Regions from separate parts of the Homo sapiens genome. Here region 1 is linked to region 2. The links are chromatin contacts, found by Hi-C or POLR2A ChIA-PET in ENCODE. All regions are on one chromosome and are shown on one strand. Each heading gives the region's core, a stretch centred on a gene start or an enhancer-like site at or near the end of the contact. The rest is flanking DNA. Distances are from core to core; before and after follow the strand shown. Region 1 holds the start of LINC00910 (long intergenic non-protein coding RNA 910). Region 2 has its middle 55 kb from the start of LINC00910.

What was found. A loop is a pair of places that touch in the nucleus more often than their neighbours do. ChIA-PET counts read pairs that join two places held with the same protein, here RNA polymerase II (POLR2A). Pooled maps may share reads with other maps.
Region 1: a loop to region 2 is called in a map of B cell, with 13 times the contacts of the local background. The contact joins the promoter of LINC00910 here to the enhancer-like site in region 2. A Hi-C loop is called at or near these places in 4 of 168 maps with a recorded cell type or tissue (B cell, CD8-positive, alpha-beta T cell, mammary epithelial cell and 1 more), 3 of 37 single-sample maps with no recorded cell type and 13 of 50 pooled maps. POLR2A ChIA-PET finds 5 or more read pairs at or near these places in 14 of 52 experiments (CD4-positive, alpha-beta memory T cell, HEK293, MCF 10A and 8 more).

What each region holds. Positions count from the first base shown.
Region 1 is chr17:43,385,082-43,392,233 of GRCh38, reverse strand. It overlaps LINC00910 (long intergenic non-protein coding RNA 910), which reads left to right and starts at 3,336. Exons shown (of 6, transcript NR_027412.1): 1 at 3,336-3,945. It also overlaps the pseudogene RNU2-4P. RefSeq lists enhancers at 2,456-3,209, 3,527-3,756, 3,210-3,963, 4,254-4,769, 4,770-5,285 and a silencer at 3,319-3,613.
Region 2 is chr17:43,330,590-43,337,687 of GRCh38, reverse strand. No RefSeq gene overlaps it. Among named protein-coding and RNA genes, the nearest start is that of LINC00910, 55 kb to the left of the region's middle. Within about 2 kb of position 3,332, at least 12 of the 41 ENCODE cell types and tissues checked have a DNase peak (open chromatin) inside an H3K27ac peak, as active enhancers do; they include OCI-LY7 and transverse colon, where a contact is called at or near this core.

The DNA of each region.
Region 1 (7,152 bases), core at 2,087-4,586, 55 kb before region 2:
GTCCCATATTCCAGGAAACCCCTAATCCCCTAGCAAACTGGATGGCTGGTTACTCCACTGGGAGCTCAGACCTCCTACTTGACTAGTGAGTTTTGAGGTCACAGGGACCATCCTAAGTTGTGGGACAGAGGGCCTCTGGACTCCTGCAAGAGTCTGCACTCTCCTACCTCTGTCCTGTGCCTGAGGAGTGTGATCATGAAATAGAAAGTGAAAAACATGGTGACAAGTGGAGAGAGAGGGAAGAAGAAAGAAAAAAGCTTCATATTTTACTACATTTTTTCCTTTTAATAGTGATGGTGTCTCACTATGTTGCTCAGGCTGGTCTCAACCTCCTGGGCTCAAGTGATGCTCCCGCCTCAGCCTGCCTAAGTAGCTAAGACCACAGATGCACACCACCATGCCTGGCTAATTTTTATTTATTATTACTATTTATTTTATTTATTTATTTATTTATTTTATTTTTGAGATGGAGTCTCGCTCTGTCACCCAGGCTGGAGTGCAATGGTACCACCTCGGCTCCCTGCAACCTCCACCTCCCAGGTTCAAGCGATTCTCCTGCCTCAGCCTCCCAAGCAGCTGGGACTACAGGCACGCACCACCACGCCCAGCTAATTTCTGTATTTTTAGTAGAGACAGGGTTTCACCATGTTGACCAGGATGGTCTCGATCTCTTGACTTCGTGATCCGCCCACCTCGGCCTCGGCTTCCCAAAGTGCTGGGATTACAGGCGTGAGCCACAGTGCCCAGCCTATTTTTTTTTTTTTTTTTTTTGAGACAGTTTTGCTCTTGTTGCCCAGGCTGGAGTGCAATGGCACCATCTCGCCTCACCACAACCTCCGCCTCCTTGGGTCAAGCAATTCTCCTGCCTCGGCCTCCCCAGTAGCTGGGATTACAGGCATGCGCCACCACACTTGGCTAATTTTGTATTTTTAGTAGAGATGGGGTTTCTCCACGTTGGTCAGGCTGGTCTCGAACTCCCGACCTCAGGTGCTCCGCCCACCTCAGCCTCCCAAAGTGCTGGGATTACAGGCATGAGCCACCATGCCCGGCCTATTATTAGTATTTTGTAGAGACAGGGTATCCCTGTGTTGTTCAGGCTGGTCTTGAATTGCTGGGCTCAAGTGATCTTCCCACCTTGCCCTCCCAAAGTGTTGGGATTACAGGCATGAGCCACCACCCCTGGTGTCCTCTATACTTTTTTTTTTGGTCTTTTTTTTTACAATTTTTATTTTTATTTTTAAAAATTATTTGTAGAGACGAGGTCTTGCTATATTGCCCAGGCTGGTCTCAAACTCTTGGGCTCAAGCAATCTGCCCACCTTGGCCTCCCAAAGTGCTGGAATTACAGGCATGAACCACCGTGCTTGGCCCTCATATACTTTTTTTTTTTTTTGAGACAGAGTCGCACTCTGTCACCCAGGCTGGAGGGCAGTGGCATGGTCTTGGCTCACTGCAACCTCCACCTCCGAGTTCAAGCGATTCTCCCGCCTCAGCCCCCTGAGTAGCTGGAACTACGAGTGCGTGCCATCACACCCAGCTAATTTTATTTTTAGTAGAGATGGGGTTTCACTACATTGGCCAGGCTGGTCTCTGACTCCTGACGTCGTAATCTGCCCTCCTCGGCCTTCCAAAGTGCTGGGATTACAGGCGTGAGCCACCGCGCCTGGCCTTGGCCCTTATATACTTTTATAGTTCCATTTTTTTCACTTTGAAATCTTTGGCCCACTTGGCATTTATCTTGGTGTATGGTGAGTGAACCGTGATTGTAACACTGCACTCCAGCCTGGACAACAGAGGGAAACCTTGTCTCAAAATATAGATAGATATGGCCAGGCGCGGTGGATCATGCCTGTAATCCCAGCACTTTGGGAGGCCGAGGCACGCGGATCACGAGGTTAGGAGATGGAGACCATCCTGGCTAACACGGTGAAACCCCGTCTCTACTAAAAATACAAAAAATCAGTCCGGTGTGGTGGCACGCACCTGTAGTCCCAGCTACTTGGGAGGCTGACGCAGGAGAGTCGCTTAAACACGGGAGGCGGAGGTTGCAGTGAGCTGAGATAGCGCCACTGCACTCCAGCCCGGGCGACAGTGCGAGACTCCGTCTCAGAAAAAAGAACAGATAGATAGATAGATAGATAGATAGATAGACAGACAGACAGACAGGCCAGGCGCAGTGGCTCACGCCTATAATCTCAGCACTTTGGGAGGCCGAGGTGGGTGGCTGCCATATTGCACTTCACAGGGTAATAGAATGGAGATGACAATGACTCGGTGGAGACTGGGGTAAAGTGAAATGAGGGAAACACTTGCTGAGAGGTTAAAAAAAAAAATAAGGGGGCACCAAAAGACTCAGCAATCCAGATAAATGGCTTGATTATCTTATAATCGAGATAAGATATATTGCATTGAACTATTATTTATTTTGATTACTGAAGGGTTCTGGAGGATCACCCCCTGAAATTCGAACCTAGAGGAATGACCTCACCCTAATCCTGGCCGTGGCTAATAATAACGCCCATCTCTTAGGGCTGTCGAGTGAACTAAAAGAGATAATGCACGTAGAGCCCTCGGACCCGAGGCTGGCATTGGGAAAGGCACAGTTTATATTTTTTGACCTGGTTGTTCACCAGGCAATCCCTGCCATCCGGCTTTCCATCCTGCAGGGGGAGCATGACTGACTGAGTGTCACTATCGGATCTATGATACCTTCTTGCTTTTCTGAAATCAAATAAAAGAGCCATAAACTCTCATCTCAACTGTTGTGTTAGGAAGGAGGACGGGAATGGTAAATGCTGACGCTACAGGCGGCAGTCTGTGCCTCAGAGAGAAAATTTATCCCAACCTTGCTGGGGGCCTTGACGCCCATCTTCCTCCAGAGCACCCCGACAGTCACCCCGCCCTCTGGTGTCCTCCCACCCCGAGCCCGATCTTCCCCCTTCACGCCTGCCCCGGGCCAATAGCCTCCTAACTGCGTCCTCTCTGATTGCGTGTGTCGTGCTCATTACGCCCTATCCGTCGTTTCTTCGCTCCACAAACGTTTACTGAGCGCCTTCAACTTGCCAGGCACTAATTAGACTAGCGCAGAGAAACGGGGATAAGTACTGATGAGGGTCCCAGCCCTCAGCGATCGGATTTCAGAGGGGGAGATAAAGGACTGCCCAGAAGGGTGGTGAGTGGAGTAGTTGATATAAACAACGAGGTGCGATGAAATACACAGGAGGGCTGCTAATCACATATGGGGTGGGTGCCGAGGGCCCTTAATTAAGGGAGGCTTCCTGGACGGGTGACACCCAAGCGGAGTCCTGACGACCCGCGTCAGAAGTAGTCAGGCGAGGAGGAGGGTAAAGGAATCCACGTCCCAAGCAGAGAAGCAGCTTTCCCTACACAGCACAGGACACGGTCCGCGCACAGAAGCCGCAGGAGACGCAGGCACAGGGGCTGGGGAGAATCCTTGCTGGGCCCTCGCCGTCCATGCGCCGCCTCCCTCTGCCCGGTGTCTGGTGTCAGCCTCCTGCCTGGCAGAGGAACTCCAGCCCCTGCTCCCCGAAGCTCCTCCAGGCCTTCTGCTTCCCTGACTCGGAATGGGCCCGCTGTCCAGTGGGTACAAGGCTGGTCTCCCCGCCCACTGGTGACGACGTAAAGATCCAGCTCAGCCTGGTTTCCCCTGGTGATGATATCTTGCGACTCGTCTTTCTCCAGGAAAACAGGGACCGCTCTCCGCCTACAGGTCTCTTCCACAGACCTATCTTGTTTTCACCCCCTGTCTCTTTTGGTTCAGTCTTTTCGCTCATACAAACAAGGAAGTCGCCCCTAGCCCAGCCGCGGCTCCTTAGCTGGAGGCGGGCCCGGGGGTGGAGTCAACCGCGGTGGCCACGCCTCCTGGGAAAGGGCAGGGCATGCAAATTCGAAATGAAAGCCCGGAAACCCCGGAACTAGAACTGGTGTAAGATTTCTCTTGGTTTTTGTGTTGTTGTTGTTGTTTTGTTGTTGTTTTGAGACAGAGTCTCGCTCTGTCGCCCAAGCTGGAGTGCAGTGGCGCGATCTCGGTTCACTGCAACCTCCGCCTCCCGGGTTCAAGTGATTCTACTGCCCAGCCTCCCTAGTAGCTGGGATTACAGGCGCGCGACACCACGCCTGACTAATTTTTGTTTTTTTGTTTTTGTTTTTTTTTTAGATGGAGTCTCACTCTGTCGCCCAGGCTGGAGTGTAGTAGCGCAATCTTGGCTCACTGCAACCTCGGACTCCCAGGTTCAAGAGATTCTCCTGCATCAGCCTCCCAAGTAGCTGGGACTACAGGCACGTGCCACCACGCCCGGCTAATTTTTGTATTTTTAATAGAGACGGGGTTTCTCCGTGTTATCCAGAATGGTCTCGATCTCCTGACCTCGTGATCCACCTGCCTCGGCCTCCTAAAGTGCTGGGATTACAGGCGTGAGTCACCGCGCCCGGCACGCCCGGCTAATTTTTTTGTATTTTTAGTAGAGATGGGGTTTCACCGTGTTCCCCAGGCTGGTCTCGAGCTCCTGAGTCGAGACGGGATTTCTCCGTGTTTGCCAGAATGGTCTTGATCTCCTGACCTTGTGATCCACCCGCCTCGGCCTCCCAAAGTGTTAGGATTACTGGCGTGAGCCACTGCGCCCGGCAGATTTTTCTTTTAAAACGTGGAGAATAAGAAATCAGCCCGAGTGTGTAATGGCGTCAATATTGGTGTGGACAAGACAAAGTGAATGAGGCAAGGAGCGAGGCTGGGGCTCTCACCGCGTCTTGAATGTAGATGAGAGTGGGACGGTGATGGCAGGGAGGAAGGCGACGACATCTCTTCTCGTCCTTTTGGCTAAGATCAAGTGTAGTATCTGTTCTTATCAGTTTAATATCTGATACGTCCTCTATCAGAGAACAATTATATTAGATAGATTTTTGGAGCAGGGAGATGAAATAGGAGCTTGCTCTGTCCACTCCACGCGTCGACCTGGTATTGCAGTACCTCCAGGAATGGGGCTCCCTCTCCTGGGATACAACCTGTTTGCAAGGTTAGAAAGAAAAGACTGCGCCGGGTAGTTTAGGATAGTTGGTAGGTTTTCTTACTCCTTTAAGTATCATAAGGTTCATGATTTATGGAGAGTATCCTAGGACCCAAAACAAGAATATTCATTTCCAAGTAGGGAACATGTTCGACTTTACTTGGAGGGCTTTAAATCTCAGCTTGGCTGTGGAGGGGTGATGACCTTTCAAAGGGATGGATTCCAGTGGTGTGTTGCCCAGGCTGGACTTCAACTTACTCTGTTTGTTTGTTTGTTTTTTGTTTTTGAGATGGAGTTTAGCTCTTGGTACCCAGGCTGGAGTGCAACGGCACCATCTCGGCTCACTGCAACCTCTGCCTCCCGAGTTCAGGCAATGCTCCTGCCTCAGCCTCCCGAGTATCTGGGATTACAGGCACCCGCCACCATGCCCAGCTAATTTTTGTATTTTTAGTAGAAACGGGGTTTCACCATGTTGACCAGGCTGGTCTCGAACTCCTGACCTCAGGTGATCCACCTGCCTGGGCCTCCCAGATTGCTGGGATTACAGGTGTGAGCCACTACGCCCAGCTGAACTTCCTCTTCAGCCCATGGAGTAGTTCTACTTTAAGGCAGGCACCAATGTACTGGCTACAAACTTCCTTTTTTCCCCAGGAAAAATCGAGGCACAGGTAGTTTAAGTTACCGAGGAATGCACAGGAGCAGAACTCGAGTCCAAGCATCGTGGCTCCACCCTTCATGCTTGATGCTTTTTTAGGCTCTGTTCTAGGTATGTGTATCCTTTACGGGATCAGCCACCGGCAGTTGCCTTGCAACCATGATGACAAATCTCTCCCAGCTTTTTTGGGTCTCATCCCTGTATCTATAAATTGCATCCCAGCATAAAGATCAGAATGTGTCTTTTGCTGACCCAATCTCTCACCCTTTCCAAACTCCAGAAATCTTGTCTGGCCTTGGCAAAACTACCCGCTGCTTCTTTCTCTAAAGGATATCTTCAGTCCGGGCACTGTGGCTCATGCCTGTAATCCCAGCACTTTGGGAGGCCCAGGTGGGAGGATGGCTTGAGCCCAGGAGGCCACAGTGAGGTGAGATCACGCCATTACACTCCAGCCTAGGCGGCAAAGCCAGAGCCCCATCTCGAAACAAACGAACGAACAAACAAAGCACAAAAGAAACAGCCTAGGCAAGGTAGTGAAGCCCTGTTCAGGGTGACGAATATCTGTACAACAGCTATTTCAGAGGCTGAGGCAGGAGGATCAGTTGAGTCTGGGAGGTGGATGCTCCAGTGAGCCGTGATTGCACCACTGCACTCCAGCCTTGGTGACAGAGCCAGACCCTGTCTCAAATAAATAAAAATTAAAATTAAAGGAAAGAAAGCGTGGAAGCAGAAGTGGGTCCCATTGAACTTCAAGCCTTCAAGCTACAGCTGTGGCTGGACAGGTTGAACTAGCAGGCAGGAGCAGTCACCATCTTGGCAGGGATTAATGGCCCTGAACCATCATCAGGAAGAGGGAGTAGTGCTCTTATGCAGGGAGGGCAGGTGGAATATATGTGAACTCTGGTGATCTGTTTGGGTGCCACGTGTTACTCCCAGGTCCACCTGTGACATGAATGGACAAGTGCAGGAACCCTGACTTGAGAAAGATGTGGCCTTGAGGGGTTTAGACTTTTCAGGAATGAGAGTTTGGGTCACGGTAGCCAGGGAAACCACCAGGATTAACAGAGTTGATAGCTGAGAAGGAGGGGGGATTTGGAGGGGAGAGGACAGGAGGCACTGGTTGAGTACCAGGGGCAGCCTTGTGACCAAATGCACCAAGAGGGGCTGTCGTTTGACTCACTAACTTTCTGTAGCTCTATGCAGTACAAAAGAGCAGGAGATGAAAGAATGGCAAGTAGATTGGGAGCCGGAAAATAACTGGAATGAACCCACACATTCCTGATTGACATTGACAGTAATATACAGGTACAGGCAGGCAGAGGCGTTTTCTCTTCAACTGATTTTGAAATCATTCTCTCTGTTAGAGTACACAGCTATCTGAAGGTACACAGTGACCATCAACATTTACCAAGCTTTGGGCAAATGTTAAGTGTCATTGTTGTTGGTTTAATTTGATATTGTTCTCTATTGAATA
Region 2 (7,098 bases), core at 2,083-4,582:
TCAAAGATTTCAAAGAATCAGTGAAACAATACAGCACCATCTCCCCTTTTGTGCATTCCACATTAAAAGCTCTAGCAGAGGATAAACGTTTGGTGCCTTATGACTGGGGAATTCTAGCAAAATCAGTATTATCTGAATCCCAATATTTATAATTCAGGACTTGGTGGGTTGATGCTGTCCACGATCGAGTTCAGCTTAATCAAGGCTCTAATCCTCCTGTTAATATTACAGCTGACCAGTTATTGGGAATGGGACAATGGCCTGCAATTACAAATCAAACTATACTAAATGATGAGGTCATTCAACAGCTTCGCAAATGCTGCCTATATACTAATAGTAGTGCATTTATACCAGTCCCTAACGATGACAGGTTTCCTGCTCAACCAGAGGAAGAAGGTATGCAGTTTAATTTGTCAATTGGATATAAATACCCGCCATTGTGCATAGGAATGTCACCTGGCTGCTTAGCTTTCTCTAATCAAAATTGGATATGGACTGTACCGTCCTCTAATAATGATTCTTATCAAGTACATAATGAGTTTAGTAGTAATTCTTTTCAGATCATGACTGTTAAACTTAATCCTCATGAGGAATGGAGAGTTCCCGTCACTACCAAACATAATACAACAAAAGGACTGCTAGACTGTTCAAGTGAACCTACCAGGGAACCTTTTACAGTTGAAACTATTGTATGGAATGATTGTAATGCTCCAAAAGCAGTAGTGTTACAGGGCCTGATTACAGGTGGTTATTGACTGGGCTCCAAGAGGATATTATTGGCTAAATTTTTCCAGCCTAAATGCCAAATATTCTGAGTTCAACTATTTGATAGATTATGTAGAGGAGGGATGGCAGTCCTACAGGCTGAGGGAATGGGTGTCTCCTTACCCATTCAAATGGATGGACAAAGTGATCATTCCTCCTAGACCAAAAGTGATTCATCCTATTGTTACCCCAGAACATCCTGAATTGTGGAAATTGGCTGCTGCCATGACTGGAATTAGGATATGGAATGTAACCTATCAGATCATTCCCACTAATACCAAGACAGACGTATACAAAGTCACCTTGATGTCTGAACAGGTGATACCTAGCAGGAGCTGTGTAAAATCCCCTTATATGCTATTAGTCGGAAATATAATTATCACCCCCCAACAGCCAAACCATAGAATTTGATGATTGCAAATTGTTTACATGTATTCGTGTTACATTTCATCCCATAACAAGTATTCTCCTGGTAAGGGCTAGGGAGGGGGTAAGGATACCGTTTCTTTACACCACCCTTGGGAGTCTTCTCCCTCTATTCATATAGTCAATGAAATCCTTAAAGGAATCCTTAAGAGAACGAAGAGATTCATCTTTACTCTTATTGCAGTCATTGCAGGATTAATTGCTGTCACTGCCACAGCAATGGCAGCTGGAGTTGCTATCCACAACTCTGTTCAGACCACTCAATATGTGGAAGTGTGGCAAAAAAACAAACAAACAAACAAAAACTCCACCAGACTCTGGAATTCTCAGGCTCAAGTTGATCAAATTTGGCTAATCAAATTAATGATCTCCACCAGAGTGTGATATGGCTGGGAGATAGAGTTATGAATTTGCAACACCGTATGCAATTACAATGTGATTGGAATAATTCTGATTATTGCATAATGCCTTATGCTTATAAAAAAGATCAGCATAGCTGGGAAAAAGTCATGAGACATTCAAAGCCTGGGATGATAATCTAACTTAAGATATTTCAAAACTGAAAGAGCAAATTTTGGGGGCCTCACAGGCTCACTTAACTACCGTTCCTGGCTCTCATATTTTTGAGGAAATCACCAAAGTATTATCCGATCTTAATCTTTTTAAACGGATCAAACCCCTTAGAGGTTCACTATTGTCACTAGCATTACTGATATTGGTGTGTTTATGTTGTCTGCTTTTAGTATGCAGATGTCTTCAGGGAGTCCGATGAAAAGCCCAAAGTCAACAAGCAATGATGGCAATGATGATCCTAGTCAATAAAAAGAGGGGAGATTTGGGCAGCTGTGGACGAAGGATTACCCAGGTGCCAAGACAGGAGACTGAAGGCACAAACTGTAGCAGTATAATAAAGAAAATAGTTAGAATAAAGAATACTTACAATACAAATTAGATATAGAGATGATCATGGACAATTATCAATCAATAATGTATAAACATTATTAATCATTAGCTTTTAATATTAGTCTTTGTTGCATTACTAATATAACCTAGGAATAATTGATGGGTGTAGGATCATGTACTGAAGGGACATTGTGAGAAGTGACCTAGAAAGCAAGAGGTGAGCCCTCTGTCATGCCCACATAAGGGCCGGTTGAGGGCTCCTTGGCCAAGCAGTAATGCCAGTGCCTGGGAAGGCACCCGTTACTTAGCAGACCAAGAAAGGGAGTCTCCCTGTTCTTGGAGGAGTCAGGAAACACTCTGCTTCACCACCTCCTTGTGGGAGGCTTTATATTATCCAGGCCTGCCCTGCAGTCATCTGGAGGCCTAAACCCCTCCCCGTGGTGCTGTGCTTCAGTGGTCATGCTCCTTGTCCACTTTCATGTTCCTCCTGTACTCCTGGTTCCTCTTTGAAGTTCATAGTAGATAGTGGTAGAAGAAATAGTGAAAGTCTTAAAATCTTTGAACTTTCTTATAAGTGCCTAGAAGAAAACACTGATGTATGCTGCCTTTCCTCTCTGCTTCAGCTACCTAAAAGGGAAGGGCCCCCTGTCCCATGATCATGTGACTTGCTTGAGCTTATCAATCACTTGGACGTCTCACCCTCCTTACTCTTCCCCCTTTGTCTTGTATGTAATAAATATCAGCGAGCCCAGCCATTCCGGGCCCCTACTGGTCTCTGCGTCTTGGTGGTAATGGTCCCCTGGGCCCAGCTGTTTTCTCTTTATCTCTTTGTCTTGTGTCTTTATCTCTTATAATCTCTCATCTCCATACATGGGTAGAACACCCACTAAACCCTGTAGGGCTGGACCCTACAGGCGGCAAGCTACCCAGGTGCTGAGGCAAGAGACCGAAGGCACAAGATGTTCCAGTATAATAAAATATATAGAATAAGAATAGTTATACTAGAAATAGAATACAGATATGATCATATATGAATATTAATCATTAGTTTGTAGATTTACTCTTTATTCCAATATTATAATAATATCTGTTTTACAATTATAACCTAGAAAAAATTAGGCCATACAGAGATAGGAGCTGAAAGGACACGGTGAGAAGTGACCGGAAGACAAGAGTGTGAGCCCTCTGTCATGCCCGGACAGGGCCACTAGAGGGCTCCTTGGTCTAGCGGTAACGCCAGTGCCTGGGGAGGCACCCGTTACTTAGCAGACTGGTCTAGTGGTAGCGCCAGTGCCTGGGAAGGCACCCGTTACTTAGCAGACCAGGAAAGGGAGAGAGTTAGAGAAGACTCTGCTCCACCACCTCTTGTGGAAGATCTTTGTCAGGCCCACCCGCAGCCATGCCCACAGCCATCTGGAGGCCTAAACGTCTCCCTGTGATGCTGTGCTTCAGTGGTCACGCTCCTTGTTCATTTTCATGTTCCACTCTGTGCACCTAGCCTGGCCTTCTAGACAGCGGTAGCAGAATTAGTGAAAGTATTAAAGTCTTTGATCTTTCCGAGAAATGCATAGAAGAAATAATGACGTAAGCTGTCCCCTCTCTGTCTCCACCTCAGCTACCAAATAGGGAAGGGCCCCTGTCCAGTGGTCACGTGACTCACGTGACCTTACCTATCATTGGAGATGACCTGCACTCCTTACCCTGCCCCCTTGCCTTGTATACAATAAGTAACAGCACAGCCAGGCATTCGGGGCCACTACCGGTCTCCGCGTCTTGGTGGTAGTGTTCACCCGGGCCCAGCTGTCTTTTATTCTATCTCTTTGTTTTGTGTCTTTATTTCTATGATCTATCATCTCCACACACAAGAGAAAACCCCAAAGGCCCTGTAGGGTTGGACCCTACATCTGGCGCCCAACGAGAATTTCTCTCTCGCTGTGTGAAGTTGCACTTTGAGCGTGAAACACAGCAGAGGATTTCAATGACAGATTCCTGAGGATTGAGGTCAATAAGCTTGGTGGTAAGCTTGGGCACTCAGAGTATCCCGGGGACACCAAGGGACAGGCCTGTACTAAGTACTCAGCTTATTTAAATTTTATAAAAACTCTCCTTAAAGAAGGAGTGGTTAAAAGTATCTACTGATAAGTTAATTGAACTGTTTGATGTTGTAGATCTTCTTTGCCCTTGGTTTCCTACTGAGGGAACTTTAGAACTTAAGGATTGGGATGAGATTGGCAGACATTCAAAATTGCTCATAAAGGCGGGCATATTATTCCACCCCCAATTTGGTCAATCTGGGCTTCGGTTCGCTCTGTCCTAGACTCTTTACAGACTCAGGAGGACAACATGGAGACTGATCCCTCTTTCCTCTGAGGAGGCTGAGGAAGTGCTTAGTTCTTTTTCACCTGAGGATACTGCACAGATTGAGGCCATAGTTCTACAGATGGACCTCCACTCTGATATTCCTTTGGTGCCACCACCTACGCCAGAGCCTACCATGCCCCGGTTATCGCTTTATGATGAACTTTTAACTGATCTGAATGAATTTATTTCCCCCAACCAGCAAAATCCAGCTGAAAGATATTATCAACAGCCATCACAGCTGTACCCTCCTACCTTTCCTCAAACTCTCAACTCTCCAGCTATGCAGATAGAAAATGAGATGATGCAGCCTGAAAAAGAGGCTCTAAACTATGTTTTCATGCAGCCTGGTACAGAGGCTCCAATTTCTACACAGCCCGGTGAAGAGGCTCTCAATTCCCTGCCTGGTAATGAGGCCCTGAACCCTATCCCTGTTCAGCCCTGCTGTAGAGCTCTCAACTTCTTGCCTATTCAGCCTGGTAATGAGGCCCTCAACCCTATCTCTGTTCAGCCCCGCTGTGGGGCTCTCAACTTTCTACCAGTTCAGCCCAGTTATGAGGCCCTCAACCCTATCCATATTCAACCTATTTTTCCACCTCTCTCTTCTCGTTCTCTTTTGACAAGTCAGTCTCCCTTGAAGCCTGGACCTCTCTTGGTAAATCAGGCTCCCTTGAAGCCTGGGTCTCTTTCAGAAATCAGGCTCCTTTGAAGCCTGGGTATCTTTTGGCAAATCAGTCTCCCTCGAAGCCTGGGTCTCTTTCGGCAAATCACACTTCCTTGAAGCCTGGGTCTTTTCTGACAAATCAGGCTCCCTTGAAACCTCAGGCTCCCTTGAAGCCTGGTCCACAGTTACTGCGGCAGCCTCAGGCCCATGAAAGACCTGCCCAGCAGGTAATCTCGTCTCATCCTGGCCTACAGGTTCTCAACTCTTCCTCCATTCAAAATTCCAAACTTTTTCCTGCTTCTGGTCCAGTTGCTACTGTGGTGGCCAATACCACCATTGCCGCTCATAAGCAATGAGCTATATACATCCCTGAAAATGACACTCCTTTTATGAGGGCTATAGCTCAGACAAGAGAATATGGGGATCCCGAAGCCTGGCAATTTCCTGTAATTTTACAACCTCCAATACCCGCCGTCCCAGTGGCACAAAATCAGCCACAGCCTGCTGATCCTTCTCAGCAGGCAGCTGATCCCGCAACCCGTCAAGATCAACAGCCTGACAATCAGGCTGCTCAGGAAAATAATCAGGCTCCACAACTGCCTGCCGCTGAGACACAGCCAGTTCCTGATGTTCCAGTAGTTCAGGCAGTAGTTCAACCTGACCCTATACATCCAGGCCAGGTTCAGCTATGTCCCGCTACTTAGGAAAGTTTTTTTTTCTTTTTTTTTTTTTTTTTTTTTTGAGATGGAGTCTCGCTCTGTCTCCCAGGCATGCCCGGCTAATTTTTTTTTTTTTTTTGTATTTTTAGTAGAGACAGACTTTCACCCTGTTAGCCAGGATGGTCTCGATCTCCTGACCTTGTGATCCACCTGCCTGGGCCTCCCAAAGTGCTGGGATTACAGGAGTGAGCCACCGCACCTGGCCAAGTTTTTCTTTTAAATTCCTCAAAGATTTCAAAGAATCTGTGAAGCAGTATGGCACCAACTCCCCTTTTGTCCATTCCAAATTAAAAGCCCTAGCAGAAAATAAACACTTGGTGCCCTATGACTGGGAGATTTTAGCAGTCAGTCTTATCTAAATCTCAATATTTACAATTCAGGACTTGGTGGGTTGATGCTATCCAGGAATGCATTCGTCTTTGGGCTCTAATCCTCCTGTTAATGTTACAGCCGACCAATTACTGGGAATGGGCCAGTGGGCTGCAATTCGAAACCAAACTATACTAAATGATGAGGTTATTGAACAACTGTGGAAATGCTGCTTAGATGCTTGGGACAAGATTCAAGATGATGACAAACTATGCCCATGTTTTACAGCCGTCAGACGGGGACAACATGAACCGTATCCAGACTTTATTGTCCATCTTCAAGACGCAGCAGAAAAAGCTATCCCTGATAGCCAGGGCCAATGACTTGTTATAGAACTTATGGCTTATGAACAAGTAAATCCAGACTGTCAGGTGGCTATTTGCCCCATTAAAGGCAAAATTCCACCAGGGGGTGATGTACTCACCTCATACATTAAAGTCTGTGAAGGCGTGAGGGGAACTCTGCGTACAGCAATGGTCATGGCACAAGCCATGGTCTCTATTCGAATGCCTGGACAATTCCCTGGCAAATGCTTCCTATGCAGCCAATCGGGACATTCTAAAAGAAATTGTCCTTGGCATACAGACCGCTGTTCTTTTCAACACCAACAACCAAAATTTTTTCAACAACAAGCCCCACTTTCTACTATATGCCCACGATGCCAAAAAGGAAATCACTGGGTGGCTCAATGCCATTCAAAATTTGATATTGATGGCAATCCCTTACGGTCACTTCCAGGTAAACGGGAAGAGGGGCCAGCCCTAGGCCCCTCCAAACAATGGGGCATTCCTCAACTCCGAGCCCCTGGCGTCCAGCAAGATGAGCGCCTTGCCAGCCCAATCCATTCAACCTACATCCCAATTCCCACTTCAGCAATTTGTGCCACAGGATCTA